Linked DNA regions of Homo sapiens: region 1 is linked to region 2. A link is a contact called in ENCODE POLR2A ChIA-PET data. All regions are on one chromosome and are shown on one strand. Each heading gives the region's core, a stretch centred on a gene start or an enhancer-like site at or near the end of the contact. The rest is flanking DNA. Distances are from core to core; before and after follow the strand shown.

The links. ChIA-PET counts read pairs that join two places held with the same protein, here RNA polymerase II (POLR2A).
Region 1: POLR2A ChIA-PET joins it to region 2 with 10 read pairs in Panc1. The contact joins the promoter of F2RL1 here to the enhancer-like site in region 2. POLR2A ChIA-PET finds 5 or more read pairs at or near these places in 3 of 52 experiments (AG04450, Panc1 and naive thymus-derived CD8-positive, alpha-beta T cell).

Annotation. Positions count from the first base shown.
Region 1 is chr5:76,815,187-76,820,577 of GRCh38, forward strand. F2RL1 (F2R like trypsin receptor 1) reads left to right here and starts at 3,844. Exons shown (of 2, transcript NM_005242.6): 1 at 3,844-4,078. The coding sequence starts at 3,997. RefSeq lists enhancers at 1-27, 3,560-4,177, 4,178-4,795 and a silencer at 3,578-3,872.
Region 2 is chr5:76,680,965-76,686,477 of GRCh38, forward strand. It overlaps IQGAP2 (IQ motif containing GTPase activating protein 2), which reads left to right. Exons shown (of 36, transcript NM_006633.5): 29 at 2,151-2,253; 30 at 2,812-2,953. Among named protein-coding and RNA genes, the nearest start is that of NCRUPAR, 29 kb to the right of the region's middle. Within about 2 kb of position 3,312, at least 2 of the 41 ENCODE cell types and tissues checked have a DNase peak (open chromatin) inside an H3K27ac peak, as active enhancers do.

The DNA of each region.
Region 1 (5,391 bases), core at 2,594-5,093, 130 kb after region 2:
AGACAGGGTCTCACTTGGTTGCTCAGGCTAGAGTGCAGTGGCACAATCACAGCTCACTGCAGCCTGGAGCTCCTGGGCTTAAGTGATCCCTCTGCCCAGCCACCTGCATAGCTGGGACTATAGGTGCATACAACCACCCCTGGGCAATTTTTTTGTAGAAATAGGGTCTCAATATATTGCCCAGGCTGATCTCAAACTCCTAGGCTCAACCAATCCTTCTGCCTTGGCCTCCCAAATTTCTGGGATTATAAGCATGAGCCACTGCACCTAGCCTGACTCCAAGACTTGATTTGAGCAATTGGAAGGATGGAGTTGTAATTTAAGGAGAGGGGGAAGACTGTGAAAAGGGCAGTGGAGGTGTAATGAATCAGGAAGTTAGTTTTGGACTTATGCTTGATATGCCTGTAGAAACATCCAAGGGGGGATTTTGAATAGCTAGATGAATATGCTATATGTCTGGATTGGGGAAATCAGGAGTAGAAATAGAAATTTGGGAGCTGTCAACATATAGATCGTATTTAAAACCATGGGAGTGAATGAGGTCACCAAAGGAATGAGTGTATACTTTGAGAAGAAAAGAAGTCTGCTGGGCGCAGTGGCTCATGCCTGTAATCCCAACAGTTTGGGAATCCAAGGTGGGAGGATTGCTTGAGCCCAGGTGTTCAAGACCAGCCTGGGCAACATAGTGAGAACCTGTCTCTACAAGAAATAAAAAAGTATTAGCCAGGCCTGGTGGTGTGTGCCTGTAGTCCCAGCTACTCAGGGCCTGAGGTGAGAGGATTGCTTAAGCCTGGGAGGTTGAGGCTGCAGTGAGCCATGATCGTGCCACTGCACTCCAGCCTGGGCAGCAGAGTAAAATCCTGTCTCAAAAAAAAAAAAAAGAAAAGAAGTCCAAAGACTAAGCTAGGGGCACTCACTCCAGAATATAGTGGTCAGGAGGGTAGGTGGGAACTAGCAAAGAACCCACTTCTGAGTTGCTAATGCGACAGATGGAGAATCAAGAGAAGAGTGGGCCTGGAAGCCAAGTGAATAGAGCATTCCAGAAAGAGGGAGAAATCAATCGTGTCCAATTCTACAGCTAGGCTGAGTAACTGAGAAAGGACTGAAAGAGGACCATAGGACTTACCATGTGGATTTCATTACTAACCTTGTCCAGAGTGAGTGCTCAATGAATCAGTGAATAAATGAGTGTAACTTTCTCCAACTATATTTGATTAGGACCCAGTAACTTGGGACTTTGTTTCTCCAGGAAGAGTTTGACAAATTATTTGAATGAAATACCTTTTCCCTCAATGTCTAAACTCCTCTTTGGAATTGTAGGTGGTGGAAGATTGCAGAAGGTTCCTAATCTCTGGAAGCCAGGCAGTCTAGTTGCCTGTGGTCATTTCTTTGTACTGTTCCACACAGCCATACAATACTCCAATCCCTTCAGGGCGAAGGAGTCATCAACACCTGAAAAACAAATACTATACTCCCAAAATTACAGAAAAACACCTGCAAACTGACTCAAGTGAGTTTAGTTCATTTAGTCAGGCTGGGGGAAGAAACCACATTTTTGAGATAATTAACTCATAGCATTGTTCAATAAAGTCTTTTATTGGAAATTGTGATGATTCAAGGCATATTCCCATAAAATACAGTGAAAATTTAAATCGAAAGCAGCTGGACCCTGATGTATTGTTCTCTGAAAGAGGAAGATTCCACCTTAAAGGCAGTCATTCTATAGCAGTTCCCATTTCTTAGGTGCTTACTATATACCAGAAACGGTACTAAGAAGTGCTTTATGGACATTTAGCAAAGTGAATCCTCACAACCACCCTACGAGAGAGGTACTAGTATCATTCCCAGATGATAGATGTAATATTAATAAGCTACAGATGAGGAAATGGATGCTTGAAAAGTTTGAAGGGACATCTTAGGAATCAGTTATCTCCCCTGGGGAGGGACCTTCAGGAATGGCCTGATCCCTATCAGGAGAGCTGTCCGCTGTTCAGGATGTCAAAGGTTCCTGTTCTGCTTCTAGAAGTCAGCTTTTCCTGGGAGGAAAAGTGGGCATGGGCTGAGGTGAGAGCTGGGGTGCAGGTGGAGTATGAAGACTCCTCAGAGAAAGGAAATAAACAAAAAATATTTATTGAGCTTCTACCATGTATCAAACCCAGTCACTAGTCACTATTTTATCCTCAGACAGACACCTATAAACCTTTAAACCACGTGTGTGTGTATATATATATATATTATAAGAAAGCTTAGAGAGGATAAGTAAACTTGGGATCACACAGATGTCAACAAGGGGAGAAGCCTGTCCGGGTGTGGTGGCTCATTCCTGTAATCCCAGCACTTTGGGAGGCTGAGTGGGGAGGATCACATGAAGCCAGGAGTTCCAGACCAGACTGGACAAGATAGGGAGACCCCACTTCTATTTTCTAATAGAAATTAAAATAAAAAATAAAGAAAATTTCTTTATACATTGAGCTGAAATTAAACCCCACTGTGGCTTCCACCAATTTTTGCTCTCTGGAGCAACTCAAAACACATCTAAATCCTCTTCTACAAGCGAATCCTTTAAATATTTGAAAATACCTATGTCTCTCTTCTGTGCTCTTCTGGTACCAATAGTTTAAATGGGTAACAGTAGACTTTGTTTTATTCAATCTTTTAAAAAGCAAATAAAAAGTAAGACATGCTGGGTGCGGTGGCTCACGCCTGTAATCGCAGCACTTTGGGAGGCGGAGGTGGGCTGATCACGAGGTCAGGAGTTCGAGACTAGCCAGACCAACATGGTGAAACCCCGCCTCTACTAAAAATACAAAAATTAGCCAGATGTGGTGCACGCCTGTAACTCCAGCTACTCGGGAGGCTGCGGCCAGAGAATTGCTTGAACCCAGGAGACAAAGTTTGCAGTGAGCCGAGATCACGCCACTGCACTCCAGCCTGGGAGACAGAGCGAGACTCCGTCTCAAAAACAAAAAGTAAGACATTACCAATATGATGCCAACCCTCATGCACTCATCCCCAACCCCACACTTCTCTTCTCCCACCCCTTCTATCTGCTTTTGTATTTATTTAGCCTATGGGATCCCAATGCAGAGGAGCCCTGGTGGACGCATTTATAGTGCAGCGATGAATAGAAGACAGTGATAGTCTTATACTGGAGTTGAAATGTGATAAACATTTATACACTGTGTTTATAAGTCGTGTAACTCTGGCCAATTTATCTGGTCTTTCTAAGCTCACTTTCCTCGTCTGTAAAATGGGAAGAATAATCATACTTATTGCGCTGGTTGTTATGGGGATTAAGCAAGATAATTCTCTAAAGCTTTGGCACTTGGCGCTGAAAGTAGCCATTCCATGTCTTCTTTCCCGCCCCGCCTCTTGTGCTCCCCACCGCTTTCGTGATGTCCGCAGTTGCCCACCTGCCTCTACAATAAAAAACGCATCCCTCCTCCTGCAGGGTCCACCGCACCGGGAAGCCCTGTCTGTATCAGTTACCAACCACAATTGCAGTGAGTACGAATCGTGGCTTTCCCACAGTCAGGAAAGGCAAGGGAGACCGACGACCCGCTTCTCTAGGAGTAAGTAAAGATTAAAGGTAGTTCGCGGTATAGCCTAGGCAGGGATTAACCCGTGGTCCCAGCGCTCCTGCTATTTGCATTCCAAAGCAGACACCTCATGCGCTCAACCCCGCCCGCAGGCGGCTCCCGCAGTCTAAGGGACCTGGCGCGAGTCCGGGAAGCGGAGGGCGCAGCTGCGCAGGGAAGGGGGCCGGGGGCGGGACCAGGGCGCGCGTTCCGGTCCCGGGGCGTGGCCTCCCGCAGGTGAGTACGCTGCTCCTTCGGTTTCCCTGAAACCTAACCCGCCCTGGGGAGGCGCGCAGCAGAGGCTCCGATTCGGGGCAGGTGAGAGGCTGACTTTCTCTCGGTGCGTCCAGTGGAGCTCTGAGTTTCGAATCGGCGGCGGCGGATTCCCCGCGCGCCCGGCGTCGGGGCTTCCAGGAGGATGCGGAGCCCCAGCGCGGCGTGGCTGCTGGGGGCCGCCATCCTGCTAGCAGCCTCTCTCTCCTGCAGTGGCACCATCCAAGGTGAGAAACCTGGCCAAGGAGGGCTCTTATCTCTGAGGAGCTGGGGTCCTGGGCACGCTGGGCAGACGGTGGGATCCGGGCAGGTGTGCGAAGGCTGTTCTGCTGCCGGCACCCATCTCTACGAATCCCTTAGCCTCCCCTTGGTGGCTTTGATGTGAGGTCTCTGCGCCAAGGAGGCACCCAGGTGGGACATGCGGGAGCAGCTGAAGTCAGCGGAGCCGGGCAGAGGCAGAGATTTCCCCAAAGACCCCACTTCCCGTAGAGGCTGTCATGCTGGGCACCTCCAGGCCCCAGCGTGGGTTCGGGGAAAGGGAGGGAAGGAAGGAGTAGCTGTGTCTAAAGGGTACGCAGAGGACCTAGTCCCCTCCCCGGGCTTGGTTGCTTTGTAAACACTAAGTCATTAAGAGCTTTTTGCCAACTCCGGAGACTTCCTCCGCTGGCCCCGCGGGGCCGGTGGGGTTAGCGAGCTGATTGCGCAGGGCAGGGCGGAGTGGGTGGGAACCCGCGGCCCGGGAGCCTTCTAGGTTGTTTTTTGCGTCCCTCTCCAACTGCTGGAAGCCTTTCTTCGGGTTCTGGCCCCTGCGTTCGAGACCCACCCGGGTCCCGCTGCTCCTGGCACCCACAGTGGAAGGCCCGGGGTATGAAAGTCAGGGCCGGTCCCTGATGGGTTCTGGTGGTAATGAGCGCTCAGGCCCGTTGGGCGCCACGAGGATTTACGAGCGGAACTTTTTGGACCCTGCCTTATATTTGACCAGTTGACCCTCTGGGCCTGGGGTTCCGGGACTTTCCTAGTGTGCCACCCGGAGCGGCCACTGGCTGCCACCCAGGTCTGCAGGCCAGAGGCTGGCTGGCCTGGGAACAGAGCAGCACTTGCGCCCGGCCGTCGCGTTCCTTGGATGTGCTGCTCCGGGTGTGCTCGAACTTGTATTGCTGGGAGTGTGTTCTTCCGGGCCCAGCAGGCCTCGCTGTGGCCGTGGGGGATGTTTGACCTGCGATCGCGCCACTGTGATCCTAACCGAGGCCCCTCTGTTTGGGGCAGCCTGGGTAGCAAAGGGAGCTTTTAATTTCCCTCAGAAATGCGCATTTCTCACTTTTATCCTCCTCTTCATAAAGACGAAGTAAAAGAGCAAGTCACAGTGGGTTGGAATTAGATGGAAGAATGTGATTCTTTTCCCTCTGCAGTTAGGGAAAAGGGTGTTAATGGTGTAAGCTTGAAAACTGTGCACCGCTGGTATATTTTTTTTTCTTAATCAGCATCAGAATAAAGGCATTTAGTTCCAGGAAGTATTGAAAACTGTAATGGACACCTCTCC
Region 2 (5,513 bases), core at 2,062-4,561:
GTGCGGTGACACATGCCTGTAATCCCAGCTACTCGGAAGGCTGAGGCACGAGAGTCACTTGAGCCTGGGAGGTGGAGCTTGCAGTGAACCACTCCAGCCTGGGCAGCAGAGCGAGACTTTGTCTCAAAAAAAAAAAAAAAAAAAAAAAAAAACTTGAGAAAACCAACAGAATGAAAGAAAATAATTGTAAATAATATGTTTGATTGGGGACTTGTATCCAGAATATATAAAGAAATCCTACAACTCAATGATAGAAACATAATCCAATTTAAATATTGGACAATTACACATCAAAGGACATAATCAACTGAGTGAAAAGATAATGTATGGAATGGGAGAAAATATTTGCAAATCACATGTCTGGTAAAGGGTTAATATCTAGAATATATAAAGAATTCCTACGAATCGACAACAAAACAACCCAATTATAATATAAACAAAGGACTTTAACAGATGTTTTTCCAGAGAAGTATACAGATGGTCAGCATCACTAATAATTAGAGAAATCAAAACTGAAACTGCAAGGAGATACCACTCACACCCAGTAGGATGATTAATATCAAAATTTAAAAAAAAAAAAACAGAAAATAAGTGTTGAGAAGGATGTGAAGAAAATGCAACCCTTGCACCCCGTTGGTGGGAATGTAAAATGGTGCAGCTGCTATGGAAACAGGATGGTCTTTCCTCAAAAATTTAAACAGAGAGGCTGGAGTATGGCGGCACGATCAATTAAAAAAAATTAAACATAGAATTACCTCATAATCTAACAGTTCCACTTCTGGAAGTATACCCATAAAAAATTGAAAGCAGAGTCAAAGAGTTATTTGTTCACTCATGTTCATAGCAGCATTGTTCACAACAGCCAAGCGTCTATCACTAGATGAATGGATAAAATGTGTTATATTCATACAATACAATATTATTCAGCTCTAAAAAGAAGGAAATTCTGATACATGCTACAACATGGAGGAACCTTGAAGACATTATGCTAATTGAAATGAGCCAGTCACAAAAAGACAAATACCACTTATCTAAGGTACCTAGAGTAGTCAAATACATACAGGTATATTTGTGGTTTCTAGGGGATAGAAAGAAGAGATAATGGAGAGTGACTGCCAATGGGTACCCGGTATCTTTTAGGGCAGTGAAACTGTTCTACAGTCAGAGAGTGGTAATGGCTGCACAGCTCTGTGAATACACTAGAAGCCATTGCATCGTACATTTTAAGTGAGTGGATTTGATGTATCTGAATTCTATTTTGGTAAAGCTGTTGGAAAAAAGATTGAAAATGGAAAAGGAACTAGCTTTATCATTATGATGCAGAGTTTTATAAAATAGTTGCTGAGAACAACAAATTTTATCTCCTGTCTCCAAGATTACTAGTTCCGTACTTTGGAAATGTTGTTTCAATCTAATTAGAAATGCAAGCAAAAACAGATGTGTCGCTGTTCATGTGTAAGGTTGTAACAATTAAACCAACTCCATTAAAATTTGTTTAAATTAAAAAAAAAAAAAAAGTGTTGTCTTTCATGGTTTCCCCCGAGTGCTGCTACCCCTCAGGAGTTAATACTGTTTCCTGTAAGACCTGGCAAGACACCCCAGCAGATGTTACTCATCTTTGGGCCTTCTTAGGATAAGGAAAGGGGAAACCACTCAGGACATCTAGGTCTCTTACATCCTTACCCATGAGAGATCTTCAATGCAAGACAGATTGAAACAGCTCATAGTAGTGATTAAGAAGAAGATAACTGTAGTATTTGATTACTGCATAGAGATGTAAATGCCCTTCCAGTTTGCTACCAATGTTAACTGAAAGATCTGCCTCATTCTGGACTCTTTCCCCCAACTTTGACTTTTTCTATGGAGGAAGAGTGAAGCACAGAGATCAGGTGGTAGAAGGCTTCCCTTTGGCAGACCTTGCTGAAAAAGGGTTTATGAACACGTTTCTTGCAACAATTTCTTGATGTAGAGTAGGTGCTTCCCTCTGAGATACAATAAAAACTGTATCTATGTCTCTAATTTTTATAAATGTCATACTCATATTTAAGATTTAAATGGTATGAGGAGGAAATTATGAAAAATTTCATATAAATATGGTACAGTTGAGAATTTACTTTTTTCTTTGTGTGTGTGTTGCTTTCTACATAAAGCTCCTGTTGGAACACCAGGATGCAATTGCCCCTGAGAAAAATGACTTACTGAGTGAATTGCTGGGGTCGCTGGGAGAGGTGCCAACCGTGGAATCTTTTCTTGGTAAGAGCTTGTTCCTTCTACTTATCCCTTGGTTTTTGTTTAATTGGGTGGGTTGGTTGGTTGGTTCGTTGGTTTTCCTATCCTAGATAAAACAATTATTTTGGAATTTAATGCTTAAGCATATTTAAAGAATAACAACTACACTTGCCCCTTCCTACAGTAAGAGTTCTGTAATTAATGGAGTCCGGGATTATAAAATAATTCAGTATTCTTGAAGGTAAGCTCCAGATATGTCAAAAAGGAATTGTCAACCTGTATTATACAGAAAGAAGCCATCAATAAAGAACCAAATTTATTACAAAATGAAAAATACTTTTATTAACAGTTATCCTTTTTAGTAATTTGTATTTGAAATACCTATGTCCCATGTCATTTTCATTTTTCAATCAGATATTTTAAAAGCCACTTTAGCTATAGTAGAATGTGGGTTTTGTAAAGACCATGATCTCCCATTTAATTACCAAGCCTATCTTTCCCACAGAACCTTTATCTTACATTGTTGGTGCCATCATCACAAAGAGTGAATTGGAAAAATAACACTAGGTTTTTTCCCTACAGGGGAAGGAGCAGTTGACCCCAATGACCCTAACAAGGCAAATACACTAAGTCAGCTTTCAAAGACCGAGATTTCTCTTGTCTTGACAAGCAAATATGACATAGAGGACGGTGAAGCTATAGATAGCCGAAGCCTCATGATAAAGTAAGTTTGGGGGTTAAAGGGCACATGTCTCCAAATACACATCTTAAATGATGCAAATTCAAATGAGGCTAAATCCCAACTAATTTATTTAAAAGTATGTGAACATTGAAATCTATTATGTATATCCATCAAACATCTAACCAAAGGATAATAGACTCTTTAGAATTTAGGAAGGCATTAAATATTATAATAGTTTACAACACCTTCCTTGGTTTTTAGTTTTCCATGTAGTAATTTGATTTTTTTCCTTTGAGAAATGATTAACTCAGCTTATGCAAGTCCTTAGGTAACTGAAGAGAAATATCTATTACAGAGTGGCCAGAAGATTAGTGAGGAAATTCAGTTAACCAACGTTTATTTCCGGTATAAAATCATAATATAAAAACACGTACCTACAATAAGACATTATGATAGCATCTGATTTATTGGCCTTCCTTCCTGTTAAACTGATCCTGGATATATTTACCAGCTTTGACTTTTATTTGTACCCTGCTTCCTGCCGCTAAAGATTTCAAGTGAAGCATTCACACTTTAAATAATACTATCTTTTCTCCATCAAAGAATCAAGGATATTCCACATCCATCCTTTACACACAGAGTAAGAAAGAGAATGAGATTCATGATACAACACCATAAATCAAAAGCACCCGCTGACCAAGCAGTGCAGTTTTCAAGAACTTATACAAACCCAAGAATGCATATCAGTACATTAGAACAGTTATGTATTGGGGTGAGATGGAGACTGGAAGTGGAAAAATGAGGACAAAGGGAACAAGTATGTGTTGAAACAATACGAAACATATTACTTCCAAGCTACCTGTCCTGAGTTCTGAGGTTTTAATTTGTGGCAAGAGCTTTCTCTCCTGCCACTGATGTGCTGAAGTGTGCTTGAAGTGTGAATGAAGACAGCATTCATCTCCACTTGATTTTTTTTTTTAAACATTCAATCATCTGTGAAAACAACAGGAAGAGCTTCTTCACTGTGCTGTGTTGATATGTTCCTCTCTTAGGCTTGTTGATTTTGTCCTCAGATCATCTGAGGCTCCATTCGGTCATGCAGCAAATGCTTGACTACCTACTCTGTGTTCATGCGCTGGGCTTGAGGCTGGGATACAACAGTGGGTAAGCTGGAAACAGCCCCTGTCTTACAGGGGTGGAGAGCACAGTTCGACAGTAGGACCGCAACCAAGTTGCAGGACTAGGACTCACCCTTGGCCTCACAAGAGTTGAGGGCGGTTCTTTTTGACTACAGATTACCAAGGCAGATGAAAATTTCAGGGAGACAATTCAGGGCAGGGCAGGAGAGAAAGGGGGAGAAAGTCTACACCCTGGGTTCCTCTGAACAAGTGCCAATTATAAAGATAACTGGAAATACAGATTGTGTGGTTTTGCCATGTAAATGAAATTAGGCCAAGTATCCCATGATCTCATAAGCTTTGTCCTTTAGAAGTAATGGGAAGAAATTTTTTCTTAATTAGTTTTGTCTGCTATTTGAACATCATTTTCTAAATCCAGTCAACTCCAATGTCTGCATGATATCTGAGAATCACCATTTGAGTAGTTCAAAGTATCAGATAATCTGAATATCATATATATTTATACTTATTCCTGAACATGAGTCTGCATGATTCTGCAAATTCTAGGAAATCACATTTAAAGATAAAACCATAAAAGTCAGGCCTGTCTGGAAGCAATGTGTCTTAGCCTGGGAAACCTGGGACATTGTCCTGTTTGCCTTACCCATTACCCAGCCTCTGCCCTTGTGTGGCTCTCCCCCGTCCCCCCCAGTGTGTTGGAAACAAACACTATCCACTTCTTTAATCACCACACTATGTAGAGCCAGCAGTGGGTTTATTTTTTATTGTGGTAAAATACACATAAAACTTACCATTTCAGCCATTTTAAAGTGTACATGCATTTAGTACATTCGCAGTGTGCAACCATCACTGTTGTCTAGTTCCAGAACATTTTTATCAGATGTGAACCCTGTACCCATTAAGTAGTCATTCCCCATTCCCCGCTGCTGCCCAGCCCCTAGCAACTACTAGTCTGCACTCTATGTCTTTGAACTTTTGCCTGAAGATATGAAGTCGTATCTCACTGTGGTTTTGGTTTGTACTTTTCCAATGACCAGTAATGTTGAGGATCCTTCCATATGTTTGTCATCCACTTGTGTATTTATGTATTCTTTTTGGAGAAATGTCTATTTAACTCCTTTGTCCATTTTAAAATTAGGTTGTTTGTGGTTTTGTTCCTCAGTTGTAAGAGTTGTTTATATATTCTGGACACTGGACCATTATCAGATATATGATTTGCAAATATTTTTGCCCCTTGTGTGGGCTTTTTACTCTCTTGATAATGTCCTTTTCCGCACAAATGTTTTTTTTTTTTTATTTTGATGAAGTCCAGTTTATCTGTTTTTTTTGTTGTTGTTGTTGTTGTTGTTGTTGTTACTTGTGAGATTTACCCCAATGTTTTGTTCTAAAGGTTCTATAGTTTTAGCTTTTACAGTTAGGTCTATTAACCCTTTTTGAGTTCATTTTTGTGTGTGGTGTGAGAC